Linked DNA regions of Homo sapiens: region 2 is linked to region 1. A link is a contact called in ENCODE Hi-C or POLR2A ChIA-PET data. All regions are on one chromosome and are shown on one strand. Each heading gives the region's core, a stretch centred on a gene start or an enhancer-like site at or near the end of the contact. The rest is flanking DNA. Distances are from core to core; before and after follow the strand shown.

The links. A loop is a pair of places that touch in the nucleus more often than their neighbours do. ChIA-PET counts read pairs that join two places held with the same protein, here RNA polymerase II (POLR2A). Pooled maps may share reads with other maps.
Region 2: a loop to region 1 is called in a pooled map, with 15 times the contacts of the local background. The contact joins two enhancer-like sites. A Hi-C loop is called at or near these places in 3 of 37 single-sample maps with no recorded cell type and 2 of 50 pooled maps. POLR2A ChIA-PET finds 5 or more read pairs at or near these places in 1 of 52 experiments (GM10248).

The regions. Positions count from the first base shown.
Region 1 is chr10:95,234,819-95,238,571 of GRCh38, forward strand. It overlaps PDLIM1 (PDZ and LIM domain 1), which reads right to left. Exons shown (of 7, transcript NM_020992.4): 6 at 3,750-3,753; 7 at 2,754-3,293. The coding sequence ends at 3,107. Among named protein-coding and RNA genes, the nearest start is that of ACSM6, 42 kb to the left of the region's middle. Within about 2 kb of position 1,598, at least 7 of the 41 ENCODE cell types and tissues checked have a DNase peak (open chromatin) inside an H3K27ac peak, as active enhancers do.
Region 2 is chr10:95,783,376-95,787,128 of GRCh38, forward strand. The region is part of intron 1 of ENTPD1 (ectonucleoside triphosphate diphosphohydrolase 1); the gene reads left to right. It overlaps ENTPD1-AS1 (ENTPD1 antisense RNA 1), which reads right to left. Exons shown (of 6, transcript NR_038444.1): 5 at 1,651-1,870. Among named protein-coding and RNA genes, the nearest start is that of ENTPD1, 29 kb to the left of the region's middle. RefSeq lists a silencer at 2,085-2,164. Within about 2 kb of position 2,121, at least 2 of the 41 ENCODE cell types and tissues checked have a DNase peak (open chromatin) inside an H3K27ac peak, as active enhancers do.

The sequences.
Region 1 (3,753 bases), core at 348-2,847:
TGAGCCAAGATTGTGCCACTGCACTCCAGCCTGGACGACAGAGCTAGACTCTGTCTCAAAAAAAAAAAAAGGTATTATTACAATTAATTTTACCTGCTTTTTTTGTCTTTTCACATTGCTACTAGAGAATTTTAAATTACATTCATGCGTTGCATCATACTTCTATTGGACAGCGATGAAGCAGCAATCACCCATTTACAGATTTACCAAGCTTGTGGACTATCTGCCACTAGCAAGGTACTGAGCTGAGTGCCGAGGAGAAAAGGCTGAAAAAGACAAAGGATCAGCTCTCATGCAAGGCTTCTTTCCTTTCACGAGATGAGTGATTAGTGTCTTGTGTGATGCATGCCAAGAAGGTGTCCCCTGGGTATGGAAGCATAGGAGAGTGGCATCCAAGTCATGCTGGGCAGTCAGGAAGCCTGTCTGGAGGAGGAGGTGGCTCAATCTCGAAAGACAACAGAAATTTATTAAATGTTAAAAGTAATCAAGGGGTGCAGGAAGAGCATACCAAGTCAGAGAAAACAGCTTGATCACAGTCTGCATGACTCTGGCTGAGTTTTTCCTCTTCAAGAAATTTTCTGAAAGCTTAGTAATTAAAGATGGCTACAGAGTTAGACTGTTCCTTCCAATCTTTTCATTTTAGAGGAAGCATGAAAGAGAAACAATCAGATAAATATGGTAGGCATGAAGCACAAAAAATAGGCCAAATCTCAAATTGCTCTCAGCAGTAATTTTTTTTTTTTTTTTTTTTTTTTTTTTTGAGACGTAGTCTCACTCTGTCACCCAGGCTGGAGTGCAGTGACACAATCTCAGCTCACTGCAACCTCTACCTCCCAGGTTCAAGTGATTCTCCTGCCTCAGCCTCCAGAGTAGCTGGAACTGCAGGCATGCACCACTATGCCCAGCGAACTTTTGTATTTTTAGTAGAGACAGGGTTTCACCATGTTGGCCAGGCTGGTCTGAAACTCCTTACCTCAAGTGATCCACCCACTTCAGCCTCCCAAAGTGCTGGGATTACAGGCATGGGCCACCACGCCCGGCAGAGCAGTAAATATTTGTATGTGCCAAATACTGGGGGCAAAAGGGAAGGGCTTCTTTGCCACATAACACAACTGGCACTTAGGGGTGGTAATGCTGACATTCTGTTTCATTCAGTCAGGAAATGAACTCCTCATACAGGCTATATTGAATAGTAATAATGGTCACCTGAAGCTGTTGGTGTTTGGCCTCCCCTGGAAGCAAGATATCTGTATGAAAGACCCACACCTAAGAAGTAATACTGACAAATGTCAGACATTTGATTGGCACATTATCTGAGGAGAGGGATTAGAGAAAGTTCTAAGTATCCATGACTCATCTATTCCTTACAATCAAAATCCAAATCATGACTGTTAATGTCTTTGTAAATGAGTCAGACCTGCTGTGGTTCAGAGACTTTTCATTTTATGTTGATTTCTAAGAATTGCATAGTTTAAGCCACCTTGACTTTTATAAGCGTAGAAACAGATGGGGTTTAAAGTAAGAACTCATTAACTGCCAAAAAATAAAAAAAAGAAATCGAGAGCTTTAACATGACATGATTTTCTGCCTGAACAGTTTCAGTTCTGCTTGTTGTGGCACTACAACAGCTCACGTGCATGAACTGTCCATCGTACATTCTGGCTTCAGAGTCTGTGGTATGAAATCCTGGTACTGATTACAATTCTTACTATTAGAGTATGTACCATGTTAGTGCATTCATAATGAAAGGTCATGAACTATTACCAAGGGTGGTGAGCACTGCTCAAGAATAGATGGTTGCTCCTTTGGAGGAAAGAGGGTTGCTTGGAGTACCCTGTCCGCCTCTCATAACAATCACTTAGTCTCAGTGTCTGGAGGGATGGGGGCACCACTGAGCCCATGAGGGATTAGTCACCAGGAGATAAACTGTGGTGACCTCAGATCTTGACTCAGGACTCGTTCTTAGCAGCCAGGGTCCTCAGTCTCCTCTGTGAGGAGGACACAGTGGCCATGTCCTGGGCTCTCTGCTGCTGCTGGACACTTTCCTGAGGTTGCTGCCCTTCATGAAGGGGAGCAGCTGTGATGTCAGCAACCAGCCTGAAGAGGGACTTACTAGGGAATGTTTCCAAGCCAACTGCTAATGCTCCCACCTATTATTTGGGAAGCATTCATTTCCTCAGATAAGCCTCAGAACAGCCCAATGCAAAGAAAACTTGATTTCATTAAAACAGAGCTAGGGGCCGGGCGCGGTGGCTCACGACTGTAATCCCAGCACTTTGGGAGGCCAAGGCGGGCGGATCACGAGGTCAGGAGATCAAGACCATGCTGGCTAATGTGGTGAAACCCCGTCTCTACTAAAAATACAAAAAAATTAGCCGGGCGTGGTGGCAGGTGCCTGTAATCCCAGCTACTCCGGAAGCTGAGGCAGGAGGATGGCGTGAACCCAGGAGGTGGAGCTTGCAGTGAGCCGAGATAGCGCCACTGCACTTCAGCCTGGGCGACATAGCGAGACTCCGTCTCCAAAAACAAAAAAAAAACAGAGCTAGGTATCTTATATTAGCTTTACAGAAAGAGGATTTCAAGCAAGCTTCGAAGAAATGTAAGAACAGAGCTTGTTAAGATGCAAGTTGCGGGGGAAAGGCCAGTAAATCTGAGAGAAACAAGAAACCCAAAACAAGAAGACAGGCCTCAGAAATCTCATCAGGCTTGAGTAGGAAATGGGACACATAATCAGATAACAGACACCACACTGCTTTGTAGTCTATACATTTATTGAGTAAAAACAAAATCAGTGTCAGACACGTTATATTTGATTGGGTTCAAATTTGGCTGATGTCCAAATGCAGCAGAGAAGAACGGTGGGGCGAAGGGACACAGTGTTGCTGACAAGGTGACACTGAACAAAACAGTTTTCCTTTAATTGTAAAAGCGGGCATCGCACAGCTGGTGTGAGTCAATTAACCAAGGCAGGGAGGGGACTCAATGTTTTACAAGCAGAGGGAAAACCAAAGTAAGCAGAGAACTTTCAAGAGAGGAGAGGGCCAGAACACTGAGAGAAAAAGCTGCAGCAGAGGCCTGCTGGAGAACAGTGGTCAGATCTGCTGGCTCACTTGGGGAACACAGTGACCACTTCATAACCCTCAGGTGGTGTGACTCGCTCCCGGGCATGCTTCTCACAGTAGATTTGATCCTCCACAAAGAAATGGCCCTTCTGTTTCAGGTTGGTGCCACAGTCAGTGCACACATAACACTCAGGGTGGCGGTGACGGTCCCGCAGCTTCACAAACACACCACTACAGAAGCAAGGGAGGGAAGGGACTCCATCAGTGACAAGCACCTGCAGGTGGCACCTGAGCAGGTGGCACCATCCTTCCTGAGCAGGGGCCTGGGGCTTCTCCCCAGGAACCCATCACAGGGGAAACCAGGGCCTCCCAACTGGCCTCCAATCATAAGGGACTTGCTTCTCCTTCCCAGGGTCCAGAGACATTTTTCCAAAAACCCCTCCTACTTCAACAGGGCAGCCCTGATTTTTCTCATTTTACATGTTCATAACCTAAGGGCTCCGCAGTGAAGGAAAACCTTCACAACCTGGCTCTGGGACACAGGACCTTTCTGGCCTCTCTGTTGCATTTTTCCAGGAGGGATTTGTCTCCCTCACAAGCAAAATGTGCAACATCCAGCACTTTCCACATTTTCATGGTTTACCCAACCTGCAGGGTCTGCAAAGGCTGTGGGAAGCAGATACTCACACAA
Region 2 (3,753 bases), core at 871-3,370, 550 kb after region 1:
CAAATGGAGGTCTCTAAGGGTCCTTGGCTGGCACATCAAGGGGGCATTTCAAAGAAAGTGGCAAAATCTTGACTAAACTTCAGAGCAAACACGCACTCTTTTCTTTGCTACTCTCTTTCTAAAAAGAAAAACAAATTATACTGGTCTGGGTTGTGTGAGCATGTGTGTATCAGCTTGTTCTAATTCTCTTTTCCCAACCCCTTCTTTGCTTGTCCCATTTTCAAGATAGGATAACACCCAGGTTTTTATATTACCTTCTGTGTTAGGACTTTCTTAGGATTCCTAAAAATTTTGGCTAAGTAGCATTAGGCCTGCTCTATTTCACAGGTAGGCATAAAAAAAAAAAAAACAGTGTCCACTTCTTCAAGACAGTATCCAATTCTTCCTGGCATTTTGATGGTAGGAAAAATATTTGAATTTATTTTTAGGGCAAGTCACGTGGCAAAAAGAATAACAAGTATTTATGGTTGCCTGGGGAACTCAGCTTCTAGTTACTACTGATTATGGGAAAGAGGAACAAATTTTAAGATGAGGCAAAATTGGTGACCAAGAACTAGAATAGCAGGTGGCCTGGGAAGAGGTGGGGGTGAAAGCGGGTAGAAAATCTATGCAAAAATATAGGTTCCTAGTCATTTTTTTTCTTTTGTCTCTTTCGATTACTATATCCTGCCTTCCTGCAGGAGGAATGTAGTAAGATGCTTTGTATAATCAGGTGCTTTGCTTGTTCTTTTTTTTTTTTTTTTGATTGTAGAAAAGATCAGTGTAGCAATTTGACCATTTGCCAAATTACCCATAAGATAGGGTAGGCATTAAAAACCCAGGGACACTGAAGTCAGGAAATCCAGCTTCTTGTATCCTGGATCTTTCTTGGAACAGCCTGTCACATATGACATCTAATGATGTAGCACCAGCTGCTCACAAATACAAGTTCCTTAGAGTATATAGACATTATGGGGCCACTAAAAATGTCTTATATGGCTTGCTGCCAGCATTTTCAGCACTGTCTCTCACCAGCAGCCACTCTCTAACTGTTTGCCCTAGCCAAGCTCAGAGACATGGGGACTCCTATGAGCTCCATTGTCTTGTGTAGAGAATGGGGCTAACTGTAGAGTGTGAAGGCCTGGGGAGAAAAACTCAGGCTGTGTTTCCTAGTCACCCCAAGACCTTGTGGACCCAGGAAGTAGCAGTTCCAGAGACCAATTGCTATATGGCTTTCTGCATGCCCACTGCCTTTGTCTTGCTGTTGTCGCAGGAAACATCTGGTGTACATCCAGTGCACCCAGAGCCTTTTGGAAAACACCTATCGGCCTCAGTACTCTTTTCCCTCAGGCTGGCAGACAATGAGGAAGGAGGAGAGAGAGCTACCCATTGGAGGAGGAAGTAAAGCTGGAGGCTGGGGTAGTGGCAAGATATGAGCATTCAGGTCTACAAAGCTTCAAGTCTCTCATTACTTCACTCCATCAGGCCAGGACAATCATGGGGGTTTGGCAGGAGTGGCGTTGCAGGGAGTTTAGGCCTAAGGGAGTGTATGTGTGAGGCACAAAGTAATAAGGACTGGACTTTGTTACCTGAGGTGATGAGGGTGACAGGCCCACATGGATAAATTAGGAAACAGGCAACAGGTTCTATAGCTGCATATCAGAGACTCACAGAGTGGAAATCACTTTGATGAGGGCAGAGCAGCAGCCCAAATGACCGGATACCCACTGTGGAAGTCATCCCCTCATCACTTTTTCATTCCCAAGACTCAGCTCTTCTCTGACTCTGTTACTTTGTTGGCAACTCCCGTTGCAGTGTCTGGGCAATTTCTCTCAGTTGTTACAACTTGCATTCAAGGGCATCTCTTGTTCCAGGCCAACTCTATTGATCTCTGAAAAAATGGGAGGTAGAACAGTGTTCAAGCATTCAGATAAACCTACCTTCCAATCATAGTTCTGCTTCTTACTAGCTGTCCCACCTTAGGCAGGTAAGTTAACTTATCTGAATGTCAGTTTTCCCGCTTGTAAAATGCAGTTGGTATTAGTACTTAATTTAAAGCTTTGTTATGAGGATTAAATGAGATAATGCAAGTCCAGCCTATAGTTGACTTTGGCTTAAGCAGCAGTTGTTGGAACAATCTGTTGTGGCCAAGATCATAAGGTCTCAGGACACAAGGTTGGCCACAAAACCAACCCAGCAACTTATGAAGCAGAAACCATCTGTGGTAACTTTTCTCAGAAGGTGGCTATGTAAACTGGCCTCATTTGGCTGAAGGAAGTTGGGAGGTGGATAGGTGGGGGAAATAAAAGAAAAGAGAAGAGTTAAATGAGTGTCAATGTCTCCTAATAATTAAGAGCTTAGAATCCCTGGAGTCAGACAGGCTTGTCCTCAAATTCCAGCTCTGTGCTTACCATTTGTGTGACCACGAATATGTTATCAAACTTTTGGACCCCAGTTTTCTCAAGTGCAAAATAGGCTAATGATATCTATGGTGTTGTGATAATTTGATGAACAATGAGTATAAAGTGCTTAGCACAGTGCCTGCTACCCAGTAAGAACATAACAAATGGGGAAGAGGATGATTGTGAGGATGGCAAGCGTTTTTCTTGGCCTAGCATCCAGTGGTGCTGCTCTTGTTATCTAAGGAGGCAGGAAGGAGACAAGAGTGGGCACTTGGTAAAACTGGATGCAGGTGAAAGAGAGGTGTTTATCTGAGGGCCTCATATCTGAGCCTCACTTCTACCTCCTGACCCCTTATGTCCTCCCACCCTGCTACCCAGTGCTTGGGTGCTGCTTAAAGCACTTTGTTCCAAACTCCCTAGGGATGGTTTGCCCCTCCCCTTCCCATAATGACTCAAAACTTCTGTTCATTCTGTTCAGCTTTGCCACAGCCAGGTTTTGGTGAGAAGGACCACACAGCTTCCTTTGACTTTAAGGCCACCAGAGGTATTTCTTTTTAACTCCACCAAATTGGAAATTAGTGGAGCAATAAGCAATGGAGGATGGAGGGTACTTTGAGCACAGAGACTTCCATATTGCCCTGAAAAGGAGCCTGAAAGACAAGGTTGAAGGAGACGCAGGTTCAGTAGGGGAGGGAGAAGGAATGCATATCCCTAGCTTCCGTATTGCACTACCGTCCTTTGCCTGAGAAAGCGAACCCTGGTGTTAGAATCTGAGACTAATGTTGTTCCCCAAGGAGGAAGGCAGCTCAGGACTGGTTCCCACCAAGCCAAGTGCAGTCCTAGATTCTGGCTCCCTGTGCCCACTGTCAGCAGAGAAAGCACCAAATCTAGTGAGAAAAAGTTTCAGCATATCTTAAAATGACAGAAACCACCTTATCCAACCTAGACTTTTCTGCCATGGGAAAAAGATGAAACCTGGAAATCTGGGAAACTTAAAATTTTCAACACCATTTATAAATATAAAAAGCCTCTGGTTACTTGAGTGTTGCACATTTAGATATTTGATTTTGTATGTTGATTACAAATGGAGTTGTGGCCTTGCAAACCATCACAATCATCATTATAATCATTGAATTTATGGTTCATATGGCAGTTTCTTATACATTATTCAATTTACTTTAATCCTCTTAACTCTGTCAAGTAGGTATTACCATTAATCCTCATTTTACAGCTGAGGAAACAAGGTAGAAAAGGTGACTTACTCAAGATCCCAGAGCTAGTAACCTCGAGGTTTTGTTTTGCTCTTTGGTTTTGTTTTCAATTTAGGTAATGAGCTACCAACATTAGAATGATGCATAGAAAGGTGCTGGGC